Linked DNA regions of Homo sapiens: region 1 is linked to region 2. A link is a loop called in an ENCODE intact Hi-C map of the cell type or tissue named here. Cell type or tissue: CD14-positive monocyte. All regions are shown on one strand.

Evidence for each region. Peaks named below come from ENCODE experiments on the same cell type or tissue, not always from the same donor. Only the 100,000 strongest peaks of a DNase experiment are listed, where the experiment ranks them.
Region 1: it touches region 2 in a loop (4-fold over the local background); 4 of 110 quality-filtered maps call a loop at or near these places.

Annotation. Positions count from the first base shown.
Region 1 is chr10:90,838,414-90,846,413 of GRCh38, reverse strand. The region is part of intron 1 of HTR7 (5-hydroxytryptamine receptor 7); the gene reads left to right. Among named protein-coding and RNA genes, the nearest start is that of HTR7, 16 kb to the left of the region's middle. In CD14-positive monocyte, no CTCF peak of the experiment used is centred here; no DNase peak of the experiment used is centred here.
Region 2 is chr10:90,784,717-90,792,716 of GRCh38, reverse strand. All of the region lies in intron 1 of HTR7 (5-hydroxytryptamine receptor 7), which reads left to right. Among named protein-coding and RNA genes, the nearest start is that of HTR7, 69 kb to the left of the region's middle. In CD14-positive monocyte, CTCF peaks have their summits at 4,417 and 4,618 (motif pointing right); a DNase peak (open chromatin) is centred at 3,616.

The DNA.
Region 1 (8,000 bases), 54 kb before region 2:
TTAATCTCAACTGCTAAACCTAGTACAAATTGGGCATCCCTGATCTGAAAGTCTGAAACCCAAAATGCTCCAAGATTAGAATCTTTGAGTACTGACATGATGCCACAGGTAGAAAATTTCACACCTGACCTCATGTGATGGGCACACAAAATTATTTAGAATATTGTATAAGATTACTTCATATCATTTCACTGATAAATATTTTGATTTTTGGGTACAAGGTAAATATAGAACATAAATGAATTTTGTGTTTAGACTTAGGTCCCATCCTCAAGATATTTTATTATGTATATGCACATATTTCAAAATATAAAAAAGATTCTAAGCATTTTGGATCAGGGATACTCAACTTGTACACATTTCTTCTCCCTGTCACCCATCCTTCCCACAGATGTTTATATACACTTTTTTTTTCCACCTTGGCATATGATTCTATTTTGAGAACAGGCAAAAGAGAACAATGTGTCTGAAGTGCTGGTCAGCCACAGAATCTTGGGTGGCATTGGAACAGAGGGTGAGGTACCATGGAAACAAAATTCTTGGGCAGAAGATCACGGAGTGAAGGGTCCAGGGGGAAAGCTCATGGCTTCTGGGCACCAAGGGTGGCCATCCCATGCAGGCGGTGGTCTTCTTGGAGGCCAGCCATCATGTGCAGTGCCAGGAAGTCTCCAGATGCAGGGCGGTGACCACTGGGGCACCACCTACACTTTCTAAAACTTCATTGTGAGAGTGTCACTGGGTCATGCTTCTTTGGAAACCCTTCAGGGATAACACTACCATTTTATGAATGCGTTTTGTGCTACTTAGGTTTCTAGACACTTGACACATGGTATCTCATAGAATCTTTACAATATCCTTGTGAGGGTGTTTTTCGAGTGTCTGTCGTTGAGTGACTCTGCTGGTCAAAGATGAACAAGACATATATGAACACTTTTAATGCCATGCTATAGGTGAGGAAGCTGAGGAAGCTCACATACATTGTATGTGACTGGAACAGTGTCTGAATCCAAAGGTCATACGTATTTCACTACGTCATTGTAGCCATTGCCTGCTATATGAGGAGGATATTGTTAGGATAGCATTCAAGGCTCTTTATCATTTGATTGCAGTCCCTTACAGCTTTATTCTGGCCAACTCTCCGAAGACACCCTCCTTTTCAACACTACATCAGAACAGAAATAGTGCTCTTACTTCCGCACCTTGTTCCTCGTCCAAGGTTCCCATCCCAAAAAGTGCCATCAGTTTGCACCCAGTTGATTTGCTAGACATTTGAGTATCGTTTTTGAAACTTTCCACTTCAGCTTTCCACTGTCACTTACTGATCACCAAGTCCTCCTGATTGTGCCTACACAGCCCCCTACCCCCAGCAACTCAACTTCAGCCCCTATCATCTTTCAGTTGGGCACTCACAGTAGCCTCTTGGGGGTCTCTGGGTCTTCATCCTTGGCCCCTGTTAATGCGGGGTGCACAACCCTGGCTGCATGTTAGAATCACCTGGGCAACTTTATACCAGTGCTTGGGGAGACCCCCTAGAGATTCTTATTTAATTGATGCCAGATGGGCCTGGGCGTCACATCAGTATATTTGAAAATATCCTCCAGATGATCCCAATGTGCAGCCAGAGTGAGAACCCCTGAGCCAGACTGATCTTTTTTTTTTTTTTTTTTTTTTTTTTTTTTTTTTTTTTGAGACGGAGTCTCATTCTGTTGCCCAGGCTGGAGTGCAGTGGCACAATCTCGGCTCACTGCAAGCTACGCCTCCCGGGTTCATGCCATTCTCCTGCCTCAGCCTCCCGAGTAGCTGGGACTACAGGCTCCCACCACCACGCCCGGCTAATTTTTTTTGTATTTTTAGTAGAGGCGGGGTTTCACTGTGTTAGCCAGGATGGTCTCGATCTCCTGACCTCATGATCCGCCTGCCTCTGCCTCCCAAAGTGCTGGGATTACAGGCATAAGCCACTGCGCCCGGCCAGACTGATCTTTAAAACATAAAAATGTGATTATATCCATGGTTCCCAAACTCATCTGCATACCAGAGTCACCTAGGAATCCCCTCAAAATTCCAAAGCACTGGCCATACCAAGACTAATTAATTCATAATATCTGGAAGTGGGACTCATGCATCCATATTTTTTGAAGCTCCCTAGTCTAATGTGCAGATAGGTTTGGGCACTACTGGGTCATGCTGTTCTCCAGTTCAAACTATTTATTGGGTTCTCCTGGTCTTGGGATAAGATAGTAAATCTTTAATGTGACCTAAAATATTATATGATCTGGCCTCTGCCAATCTCACTAAATCAGGGGTTGGCAAACACTTTTTTTCTGTAAAGGTATAGACAGTAAATATTTTAAGCTTGTGGACTGTAAGGTCTCTGTTGCAACTCCTCAACTCTGCCACTGTAGCATGAAAGCAGCCATAGATAATATGCAAATGTGTGGGTGTGGCTGTGTTCCAATAAAGCTTTATTTATGGATACAGAAAACTGAATTTGATATAATTTTAACATGTCATAAAATAGCATTCTTCTCTTTGATTTTTTTCAACTACTTAAAAATACAAAGACCATTCTTAGCTGGGGGCCATACAAAAACAGACTGGGACCAGATTTGGTCTTACTGGAGCTTGCCAGCTTCTGCTCCAGATTTGATTTGGTCCCATTTAATTCTTTCCCTCCTTTCCTTCTTTCCCCCTTTCTTTTCTTCCACCTTTCCTTCTTTCCCCCTTTCTTTTCTCCCACCTTTCCTTCCTTTCTTCCTACCTACCACCAACTAACCAGTCATGTACCATACTGCCTCTCCTCCCCGTATTTTGGCAATTCTGGTCTTCTTTCAGTTCCTTGACACTGGGTCTTCACACATCTATTCATGTCTCCCCTGGAATATTCTTCTAGCTCTTTAGCTGGGTAATTTTTATCACTCTTCAGGCAGGTCCTTGATTAGATATTACTAGGTCATGACACATTTCTAGAATCCCCTGACTATCTTAAACAGTCTTTTAACACCTTGCACTTTTTCTTCCTAATTCTCACCTCAATTTGTAATTAATGGTTTGTAAAATTAACTGTAATAAAGTCATGATTTATGGGATCATCTGTACACTCTGCATAGCATGACCCAGGCTTATCTTGAAGACTGTATTGCCAGCCTGTTGGCATAGTACTTTGTACTTGGTAGGTGTTCAGTTAATCTTTGTGGATTGACTGCGGAAGGAAGGGAGGGAGGGAAGGAAGAAGGAACAAAAGAAAAAAAAAGGAGGGAAGGAAGTAGGAAGGAAGGAAAAAAAAGGAGGGAAGGAGGGAAGAAAGGGAAGAAAAAAGGGAATGGTGCCTCTGATTCTCAAATCCACACATGTGGCCTTGACTTCTTATTCTGCAGCTTCCTATAAGACATTCCTCTTGGTGGCAGTGGAGAAGTTTACTTGAGAAACCAAGTTAGGATCAGGAGATGTCTGGTGAAAACAGAAGCAGTGTAGAGGCAGTGGGACAGTCCCAAGGGATGGCCTCATGAGAACATAGTAGGCTGGTGAGTTACTTCCTGTTCTGCAGAACACCGACATTAGCAAAGCTGCCAGTGATGTGAAGGTCTTAGCAGCTTAGATCCAGGAGTTAGCTTTTTAGTATCATCAGTGCTGTGCTATGGAGCAGTGTGAGAACATAGGCAAAATTAAATGAAAATCTCAGGGTCCTTTTTTTTTTTTCACTAAATAAACACATTTTTGATGAAGGCCACACATCCCAGAAAGAAAGCCATGGGTGTCAGCCATGAAGGCAATACCCAAGTAGAGGAGCATAGGAACTGACAGTAGCAATCCCATTGTTGGGTGCCAAGGGCTATGCATGATTCATCTCATTTAATCCCCATGACCACTCTGTGGGCACACTCACACCCCCACCCCTACTCCTGGGTGATGAGGACAGGGAGGCTGATAGAGGTTAGGAGTACACAGCAAGAAAGGAGTGGTATCAGGTTTGGCCATGAGGAATGTCTGACTCCAGATCTGTCTTACCCCTTCATGCTGCTATAACAAAATACCCAAGACTGGGTAATTTATAAACAACAGAAATTTGTTTCTCACAGTTCTAGAGGCTGGGAAGTCCAAGATCAAGGCACAGTCAAGTTCCATGTCTGGTAAAGACTGCTTGCAAGATGGTGCCTTGTTGCTGCATCGTCATGTGGCAAAAAGAACAGAGGGCAAAAGGGCCTAGCAAATTTACTCCAGCCCTTTTATGAGGTTGCTAATCCCATCCATGAGGGCTCTAACCTCATGACTTAATCACCTCCCAAAAGTCTGCCTCTTAATACTATCACATTGAGGTTCAAGTTCCAATATATGAATTTTTGAGGGACATATACATTCAAACCATAACAGGATCTTTTTTGTTGTTGTTGTTGTTGTTTTTGTTTTTGTTTTTCTTTGAGACAGAGTCTTGCTCTATGCCCAGGCTGAAGTGAAGTGGCATGATCTCGGCTCACTGCAACCTCTGTCTCCTGGGTTCAAATGATTCTTCTGCCTCAGCCTTCCAAGTAGCTGCGATTACAGTCGTGCACCATCACGCCTGGCTAATTTTTGTATTTTTAGTAGAGATGAGTTTTCACCATGATGGCCAGGCTGGTCTTGAGCTCCTAGCTTCAAGTGATCAGCCAACTTTGGCCTCCCAAATTGCTGAGATTACAGGTGTGAGCCATCACGCCCGGCCAGCAGGGTCTTCCAAGGCTCAAGGGGGCACTGGCTTTGTGAACATGATTTATGAACCATGTCGACCATGGACCATTTTCTCTTGCCTTTCAGAGAAGAAGATGATGTTAATAATAATTATTAGAATATAAATTTATAGTCTCATCTAAAACCCTTAGGATCAGAGGTATTTCAGAATGGAAGGGGGCCATGAGCCAAAGAATGGGAGAAGCCTCTAAAAGACGGAAAAGGTGATGAAATGAATCCTCTCTAGAGTCTCCAGAAAGGAACACAGCCTGTAGACACCTTGATTTTAGTCCAGGGACCCACATTTGACTTCTGACCTACAGAACTGCGGGATAAAAAATTTTTGTTGTTTTAAGCCACTGAGTTTGTGGGAACTTGTTATAGTACCAATAGAAATTAATACAACCAGTTTTAAGAACAAGGTCTGATTTCAGAGCTTTTCAGGCTTTAGATTTATGGTTAAGAAATTGTGGACCTGTAAGTAGTCTTAACTGTGCATTACTCAAGATACTAAGTGTCCTATTGAAGGCACTTTTATTATCGCTGTTTTACAGATGAGAAAGCTGAGGCTCCGAGAGGTTGACAAATATGCCTAAGGTTGCAGAACTAATAAGTGACCAGTCTGGGACTTGAAGCCATGGCTCTTTTTCTGTTTCATGGTCTGTGCTCTTAGACTGCTTGCTTCTAAGCAATTGTTGGTGCCTAGATTTGAGGCTTAAAGCTTTGACCAGTGTCAGGGACTGTACTTAATGCTGGGGATAAGGATGAACAAGTTAAAGATGAATACTGCCCAGGCCTTGGAGTCAACAGACCTGAGTTCAGGTCCCAAATTTGACATTTGTAGTTCTGTGGCCATGTAGACATTATTTAACTTCTTTGAGTTTCAGGATAGTCATCTATGACATAGGTAATACTAATGCCTTCCTCATAGGTTTGTGATAGTTAATTGGGTTGGTGTAGGTGAAGTCTTTTGTTGCATGCCTGGCTAACACCAATTGTGCTGATAAATGTGAGCTGTTACACTTATTAGTAGTGTTGTTGTGTTAATATTATGCTTCTCTAGTAAGGAACATATTGTTGTGAATAGAGGAGTCAGGTCTCTAAGAAAAATTTGAACAGTTCTTAAAAGTTGAAGGAGTTGAAAGAACAAGACAAACTCCATGCCTGTGTCACACAGGATTCCCTTCTCTTGGTTGCGGTGGCTGCTGTAAGTGTTGGGTGTTGAGGACACTTGCATTGCATACTGCAGCTAAGTTTTCTGCATGTTTGGGGTAGGAGAATGAAGCAGCCTATCTGATCACTTGGCTTTACTCCTTTCCAGTGTCATTCCAGGCACTTTTATTATCCCCATTTTACAGATGAGAAAGCTGCTGTCACTCCCTGCCATCAGTTAGATTTTGGGTTACGATGACAATTAAGGTATTATGGACTATCAGATCTAGTCCTTCACAGATTTAAGATAGAATCTAAGCAGTGAGCTCTAACAGAGAGGCCAGATGTGTGTGTGTGTGTGTGTGTGTGTGTGTGTGTGTGTGAGAGAGAGAGAGAGAAACAGATGGAGAGACAGACAGATGGAGAGATGGAGAGGAGAGAGGAAAAGATGATTGCATGCAAACCAAGTTAGAGAAGATGGTGGTGGTGAGATTTATTTAATAAGCAAACTGTTACTGCTTGCCTACTAGATATTTAAGAACTATGAGGATACAAAAGTGGATAAAGACACATTCCCATCCTTAACATGTTATCTAGTTGAGGGTAAATTAAGACTATTTCATTCATGTCAGAAAATTTAGAGCTTTTGAAAGTTAGGTTATAGATACTGCTTTACAGTCAATTCCTGTGTGATAGGACCTTTCTTGAAAGAGATATGAGTCATTTAGCTTCTGGTTGCAAACAATTGTGTTGTTTTATTAGCACTTCTGTCAATAAAAACCCTGGTATTCTCTGGTCTGTTTTCCAACAGCCTTTTTGTGCCTGAAGACTTCTTAAGGACCCCTGCAAAATGATGGCTCCTAGATCAAACCTAAGTGCTCACTCTTCTGATGTTGCGTGTTAAAGTAAATCTGGGATTGGGGACTATCTCTAGTGCATCTGTTTGGGGAGCTTTATTTCACCCATTTATCCAGTTTGTATTATCACTTTCATCATGGCCTCTGTTCTGATTCAAATCCCTGAGTATTCTGTTTTTCTGGGCATGCTTATAACATATTCCATTCTCTAAAAGAGAGGCAGCTACATAGCTTTCTTCCTTTTAAATGGTTTTTTTTTCATCTGGAACATGAGGCAGAACCATCTACCAAAAAGGGGCTATCAATATTTATGGTCAAACATGGGGAGACTTAAAAGGCATGCTCCAATCCATCCATAATCAATCTGGTCCAGTTGCCTGAATATTTCAGAATTATATTCCGGGAAATGTATATTCTGTATGTTTGGATTGAAAAGTCTCTGCTATTTTCAGTAGAAGTCTTTGAAAATTCTTTCATACTGATGAAAGGATTGTCTTACAATTTTTCATTTGATAGTTTTCTGAGTTCCACAGGCCCCTACTAATTGAGCTTCTTTTCTGGGCCACAAAGGTGATAGCCCTTTATTAGCAACTCCTTAGCATAATAAAATTGCCTTTTCTTATTATGTGAGTTATACAGGATTTATCTTTTTGCTTTTTTAATATTTATTGACTACCTAATCTATGTTGGTTAGTCTTCCTTATCATAAGCAAGGCAAATAACACCTTTGCTCTCTAGGATCTTATATTCTAGTAAGAATAAACAGGTAGATAAGAAACAGATAAGTTAAAACACACACACACACATTAATTTGTTAGTAATAAGTATCACGCACAATTAAAATAGGGCAATGTGTAAGAGTGGGTGATCATGGAGGGCCTTTCTGAGGAGGTGACATGTAACTGAGATGTAAATGACATGAAGGAGCCAGCTGTGTGAAGATCAGGAAAAAGAACTTTCTAGGCAAAGGCAGCAGCTGGCAGAAAGGCCCTGGGCCAGTGTGATTGGAGGAGAGAGACAAAAGGAAAACCTGGAAGGAGATGAGATTAGAGAAGTGTTGCAAATTATATTGGGATTCAGACCAGGTAAAGAGTTTGGACTTTATTCTAAGTGCGGCAGAACCACTGGAGACTTTGAAACATAGGGTGAAATGGTCTGGCTTTTAATTTTAATGGTTCATTGTGGTTACTTTGTGGAGAATGAAATGGAGGAGGGTGAGAATGAAAACTTGGAGACCAATGGGAAGGCTTCTACGTTAGTCAAGGCAAGAGGTAATCGTAGCTTGGACTG
Region 2 (8,000 bases):
TAAAAATGGAAAGCTGAAAGTATATTTTCAATGTAATGATATTTTCAACTTATGATAGTTTTATCCACATGTAACCCCATTGTAAGTTGAGGAGCATACCGAATGGTAAAGTTGAAAAATGGTAAGTCAAGCCGTAGTTAGTTAGGGACCATCCATAATCTCTTTACAACTTATAAAAAAGCTCTCTTGTGTATATATATAATGTACAGTTGAAATATATATATTTAAAAGTGTAACCATTGAAAAATCCTATGAAAAAGATATGTTTATAATATGCTATAAATCAAGAATTATGATTAATTCCTGCTGGTATAGCTGCAGCCAAAAAAAACCAAACCAAAAACAAAACAAAAAAACCCCAACAAAACAATGAAAACCCACAAACAAACCCAAAAGAGTCCTATTACAGGCTGTATTCTTCATTTACCCAATTAGACGCTGAAGGCTTTAGAACTATAAACTTGTTGTTATCTTATTTTTAACTCGCACTACTTTGCCTTATACATGGGTGATGTTGGACTGGAAGGCAAGAAATTTGAAAATTTGATTCATGGATTCATAATTATGTTTTTGTCATTCAGAGATTGTATAATGAACTTGTGTGAACAGTTTTTAAAATTTTTCATGTTTTTGATAAAGTGGCTTCATACTCTGTTTTATTTCATCCTTGCAACAGAGTCACCTAATCTTTCTGCGTGGTAAATGCTTCTGAAAACGAGGAGTTTGAGCCACAAGATTTTCTGCTCTTTTTACTGCTCTTTAATTTCCTGATGTCTTTTTGTAGTATACTGAAAACAGATTTGGAGATTTCCCAGGTAAATCCCAAAGAACTGTAAGAAACAGCTGTGCCTAGATATTTCATACTTGAGGAGCCAAAACCCCTGTCAAATAATGGAATAATTTTCATGTTTGTGAGAAATTGTTAAGAAAGATGATAGTGATAAAATGGAAAATTATTCAGCTTCAACTTACTAGAAATTGTAATCGTATCCAAGTGAAATAAAACACTTGGAGGGATCATAAACACAATTAACCTTAAAAATTCTTCTCTGGGCTCATTTGACATAGTATATGTGTTTATTCTAAGTGCAATTTTGGGGGCTATGACATTTTAATTTAGGCTAGCCTTGCCATTGCCCGCTCCTCTTCCCCCTTCAATGCACACAAACTAAAATGCTTACATACACCTGGGGCACTCATCTTTTTTGAACATTTTCAATCTCCTACCTCTGAATCTTTCTGTGGTCTTTTACACTTAGTCCTCTTGTTGAATTCTGTTCAGTGTTCAATGTGCAACTTCAGTATTAGGTTATCCATATAACCTTTCTTTAACTTCCCAGTTGAAATTACTCACCCCCAATCTAACTCCCCCTCACTGCTTTAGGTATTGTGTATAATATACATTATTTATGTGTACATACACACATACACTTTGATGGCACTTTCCACATTTGTCTCATTCTAAATATATATATATATCTGTATTCTCTAAATGTAAACCTTCTTGTGTTCAGGTATTTGATAATTTTTTTGAGTTTGTGTCCCACCTAGAAATTATAACAGTTACTGGCCCATGGTAATTTCTCACAATAGAGAAGGGCTTAGGACAAAGTTTTCTGAACCCTGCCCCTTTTCAAAATGAAATATATATGTAGGATTGATAAAAATATATGGAAGAGATGAAGGGGAGTGTTTTATTTGTATGAATTTATTAGTTCAAATTTGTGAGATTTGATTCTTACTGCCATTCAAAAGAGCAATGAGGCTGATTTAACAAACTTCCTGTGAAATTGTTGTTTATGGAAGACAGTTGTAGTCACATCAGTCTAAGCATCCAATGTAATTTTCTCTCTCTCTTACTCTCTTTTTCTGTCTTTTCCTCTCCCTCAATCTCCCTTTCTCTCTCTCTCTCTGCATAATATTGAGAAAATCTAGATTTACATGGATGAGTAGTTACAAATGGCAGTATTTTTTAAAATAGCTTGCTCTTTAGTGTAACTGATACAGTATTTTTAAATAGCTTCTTCTTCAATTTAACTGAAACAGTAGCTCAAAAGGCTAGGAAATGCTTGTTTCAAATTAAAATCACAGCAAGTAACAAGTGCATGCAGTTATTAATTGTTAAATGTTCAGTTTAGAGAGTCAATTAACGGATTCATCAGCTAGTTTAATTTGTCACCGTTTGGCAGAAAATACCATATGAATGTATCCTGTCACTTAATTGAGTGGAACACACAAATGCCAGAGGATTGTATTCACTTGTATGATTTTATGTGAATAGACATATACAGGTCTGAATTAAAAGAACAAATCAAAACAGAAAAAGACCTGCAGTCTTGTTAATCGGTGTCACATTTTTAAGGAGTTCAAATATATCCACTGCAAAGTTTTATTTTGAGGGCTCCAGAAAAAAGCAAAGTTAACCAGGCAGCACAAATTAAGTCATTTGGGGTCTCCCTTGTATTAAAATTTGATAAAGAACTCAAGTGTGGGTAATACTTTTTATTCCAGTTTTAAAAATGATTAATATGTTTAGCAATGAAACTTGAATCAAATGTTTGCTGAACCCTGGAAACACATTTTCATTCCACATGACTAGGATAAAAGGATGTTAGCACTGGGAAGGTACATTGTGTCTAACTCTTTCATTTTTCTAGATTTGAACTGCGATGATGTATATGAAAGTTTCCAGTACAATGTGTAGGGTGTGCACTAAGTAGATATTTTCTTGAAAAAATGAAATGAAATAATGAAATGAATGAATCTTTATGGAACGCTTTTTGCATGCTAGGCACTCTGCTCATAACAAACCCAGGATGGTACTATTATTATTTCCATTTTACAGATAAGAAAACTGAGGCATAAAGAGATTACATAATATGTTCAAGGTCACCCAGCTTATCCACTGCAGAACATGGATTTGAAATCTGGCGCTCTGGACCTCCCCAAATCCAAATGTTTAGCCACCACAGACAGTATACCATCATAATGCATTCAGCAAGTGCAGTGCTTTCCCTAGTGATTTTTTTTTGTTTGATTGTGGCTGATTTTATGCAATCACGAAAGGCTGATCTTTCTGTTTTGTTTATCATTTTCATAGAACTATGATGATTCTTAATTGTCTGTTAACCTTCAGCAGTACATTTGCTAACAGCATTTAAAGAAACAGATCATGTCTCGGCACTTGGATTTATAAAGAACATTTGATTTTCCCAGTGAACCTTTCCACCTTCTTTTCAGTTCAGGCAGATGCACTGATGTGTGTGTGGCATATCCCTCCTGACACAGTTTTATTGTGGGCAGAAGAGAAAAAAATAGCATTTAAAACCAGAGACCTTGTTATTTTTTCTTCTTTACACTTCAATGATTGTTGATTTTGTGTCTTGAGAAGACTAGTTGTGAAGACCATGTAGGCAAAAAAAATCACAAAAGAGTCAAAGCAGAGGCCTTGAGAATTGCTTGAGAATTTATGCTACTTTCAGGAGCTTTTTGTGGTATAACAATGCAGAGCATAGAAGGAGGAAGGAAATGGTATTTGTTTCAAAGGATCATTATTTACTTCTGGTTTCAGTAGTCAGTTAGCCAGTAGATATACTGAGAAACTTAAGAAAGTCCCCATCATCTCTGTTGAAGAAGGATAAGTTGGTGCACGATGACAATATAACATTATATTGCATCATAGTGTTATGGATCAAGTGCTAGGGGATCGCGATAATGGGAGTAAGTAGCTGGGGTGGGGTGCAGATAGGAAGGACCTTACAGTAGAGGTGACACTTGAGCAAGGTCTTAAGGGATAAATAGGAGTTTGCTAGGCTATGAAGTGGGGACTAGAAGTGCAGACACTTTCTGTCTTCTCCACTTTGGCCTGTTACTCTATTTCCCTGAATTTTTTCATCAACCTCCTCTCTTCTGTTTTTCTTTGCTTTTTGTCAAAGGGGAAAAGTAACTAAACATGACTAACTGAAATAAAATGCTCCTTTATTTTTCTTGTTTTTCTAAGAGGTCTTATATGAAGTACATTCAAAATTTTTGTTTTGTTTTACTCTAAACAAAGTATAGGTAGAGCCATTGTTTAATCTTATGTCATACTGATACATTGATATCACAATTAGCTAATATTTAGTAAAAGAATGTGCAAAGAGAGTTGAGTTCCAGTAGCTGTAGGGATTAGGAATAACCATTTTCTTTTAAGCTTTATATCTGGATCCATTCTAATTCTTGGTCTCCGAATGATTGATCTTATTTGCTTTAACAAGTTTAGTGCAGTTATTTGTAGATGTATATATGTAGGCCTTTCCTGTAAGAAGTTGAGATCATCCCTATTGTATTGTGACCATAATCATGGATTTTCCAGAAGAGCTCCGTTTAAAGTGTTCTTTGGTAATTCCTTAAAAATACCAAAGCTGGATCTATTTTGGGCTTGGAATACTGTTTATGTACTAGGTGTTTCGTTTTTGGTAAATCTGGGGGGTTATCAGATCAGCTGTCAGAGGTCTGCAGAATGATGGCAAAGCACCTACATGAAGATGTTTACCTGAGTTACCCAGGTAATTGCTATAATCCCTTGCTGGCTGTCAACCATTCCATAATGGCAGTCTTCCTTGCCAGGCCTTTCTCCACTAGATGGTGCTAACACCCACTGTTGCAGCTCCGGCTCAGGGTAAGGGTAATTTAATAATCAAAGGCAAATCATTTATTTAATATCTATTTAACACTTACGAACCGGACCCTACAGGGGTTGTGAGTAGTGGGTTACGAAGACAACTAGGCCTCAGATCCTGACTTTGGGAGAATATACTCTTATTGTTATACAGAAATAGCAAGGGAGCAAGCGGAAGAGGTCATAAGAGAGGCAGTCTAATAAAGTGGTTTAACATGCGCATTCTGGAGACAGAGTCCCTGGTTTCACATCCCAGCTTGTTCATTTGCTAGTTTACTAGCTAAATTACTTCACTTCTTTGTGCCTCAGCTTTGTCATCTGTAAAATGTGAATAGTAATATTCACATTTCATTTACAATTCCTCATTCATTTACAATTTCTCATCTCTAAAATATGAATGATAATATTACCTCCTTCATATGGCTGGTGTGAGGATTACATGAGTTAAATATGTAAAGCACTTAGCACTATAGCTGACGTAAATCCCCACCCACAGCTACCAGCACGTAAGTCCAGTGAAGGTAGTGAGCTTTGTCTTATTATTTTTTTTATTTTTATTTTTTTTGAGATGGAGTCTTGCTCCATAACCCAGGCTGGAGTGCAGTGGCGTGATCCCATCTCCCTCACTGCAACCTCTGCCTCCTGGGTTCAAGTGATTCTCCTGTCTCTGTCTCCCGAGTAGCTGGGAGTACAGGTGCGTGCCACCACACACAGCTAATTTTTGTATTTTTAATAGAGACGGGGTTTCACCATATTGCCCAGGATGGTCTTGAACTCCTGACCTTGTGATCCACCCACCTTGGCCTCCCAAAGTGCTGGGATTACAGGCGTGACCCACTGTGCCCAGCGGTTTGTCTTATTATTTACTGATGTATCCCCAGTGTGTCTGGCACATAGTAGGCCCTCCTCTTTAGTAAATATGTTGAATGAATAAGGCACGGTTAGAGGATGGCTTTGTGAATCTACCTGAGTGAGTGATGTGTGGAAGTAAGGGTCTAACAGGAGCTCAGAAGCTTTCTAGTTTACTCACTTTCTTCTAGATTTCTGTCCTACTCATTCTAAAGAGGTATCTTATTATTAAAGTATGCCATTTTCCTAAGAAGATCTTCCTGAGAAAATGCAGTAACGCAGACGATGATTTTTTCCCACGTATTGTGCCAGAGAGGAAGGCGTCCATGAAGACCTTTCATGCCTTGGGCACCTCTTACATGGGGCTGGTCTCCTGGAGGTATCACCACTCATCCTGTCTGATTCTCCCTCTTGCCCTCTTGCTTTCTCTCTACATTGAACAAACATCTTGAAGGCAAATGTCAAGACAAGGAATAGGAAGAGCTTAATTTGTCACGTTGAGTACCGCTGTGTGTAGAACTGCAATTTGCATTTTAATGTCCTGCTTATTCCTGAAAAATGGCATTTTACAGATTTCCTGTATTATTCATGAATTTTAAGCTTTGTAGTTTAAAAATAAAAATTCAGGTAATAACCAAGAATAAGAGAAGTTAAACTCTGTCAGGTTTTCTTACTCTTCCCTGGTCTCATGACTTTTCCATCTATTTAAGCATTTCATAGCCTATTCTTATGTTGGTTCTTAGATATTAGGAACAAATACACGTGGAAGTGTTAGCTCAGGCACCACATCTGGCTTCCTCGTTAGCTTCAAATTCCCCAAAATACATATGTGGGAAAAAAAATCAGTGGCCTGCATAGAGAACCATGAACACATACCTAGCAGCAGGGGAGAACCACAGCATTTTCCTGATAATGAAGTGGATGAACCATCCTTAGCCAAGGCCTGCCGTGGGCCACTTGGCATTTACTGAGTGTTAGGGCACCCCGATGGTTATCCTCTGTGTTGGGATGTGTGAGGTTTATAATATTGAGTAAAGATCAGGTGTTAATCTGCCTGCTCTTCTAAATTATGTGTTTTTAATGAAAACACAGGTTGGCCCAGGTTAGAGATAAACCCGACATATGTGCTGAGGAAGTTCCATCCCAAGAAATGCTTGGAATGAGCAGTATTTAAGAAGGAAGCCAGGTGGTATGAAAGCACCTTGTAGAAAGGCCACATCCCAGTGGTCACATGAACACAGGTGAGAAATCACACTTCAGGGGCAGATACATTCCCAGGTCGGGTTGCTCAGCTGGCAGTACCATGGCTGCTTTCCAGCTCTCCCAAGAAGGGGCGTCAAGGCCACAAGACTTTGTGGATTGCTGTATTCTTGGCCCAATTCTTGTCATCAGGTGTTGTGGTGCGTTCTGAGAAGGAGTAAGAATTGTTGGGGAAAAAAATCAGCATAGTTTTGAGGACTAAAGTAAAGTATAAGAATGAACCATAGTATTTCTTAAAATACATCACAAAATCAAGGTTGGAGTTCTGGACGCTCAGTACTGGTTCTTGGCTGAAATGGCTATTGCCACAGGCAGTGTTAAGATTGGTGGGGGAATGCAGAAGTGCAGTTGGTTATTCATATGTATTTAGTGCCTGTGCACCAGGTACTGAGTCATGTGTTATATGGAGAAGTGTGTGTGTCTGGGGGCAGTGGAGGTGAGGAGGCAGATAGACAGACATTACGAAGGTATCAAAGGAATTTACATATAGGGTTTGAAAATCCCCTAGACTCTACTTCGCTTTCACCGAGAAGACAGAGTTCAAAATACATGTCTCTGCCACTTCTTTAATTAGATTGTCAATTAGATATTTAGGCCTTTCTGAGTGATCAAACACTTTTGATGTTTCTAGCTGCCTCTGATGTTTATGGGACAGGTACAGTTTTTGCTACGGTTTTCTGCATGTTTCATTCATTCATTTATTCATCCAACCAATATTTATTTAATGCTTATGTCATATCAACCATTGTACCAGGGTTTGGGTTTATTGCTGACCTGAACAATGAAAAACACAGTTCTTGTGCTAATGCGTCTTATATTACTGGGAATCCAGACAAATCAGCAGGTCACTTATAGCCTCCTGCAGCGGATGATGAGGTGATTCCCTGAGAACTCAGAGCAGGGAGCTCAGTGAGATCAGAGAGTCTTTCTGGAGGACACGGCATCCTAGCTGATATCTAAAAAATGAGTAAGTCTTAGCCTGAAGAAGTCTATGGAATGTTCTCAGCAGAGGAGCAGCCTGTGCAATGGTGGAAGCTTGAGCCTTTTCCAGAGTGGTTGACAACGTGAATAGGAGTTAAGAAACTGGGAAGTAATATAGAACTGTATGTTCTGGAACTAATGATGCCAAGTCATGTGGTCAGCTATTACACATTGTTCTGGATCAAGGTGAGAATCATTAGGCTTTCTCCCGACTGCCTGTCTTAGAGAGTGTGTTGGCTCCACATAGGAT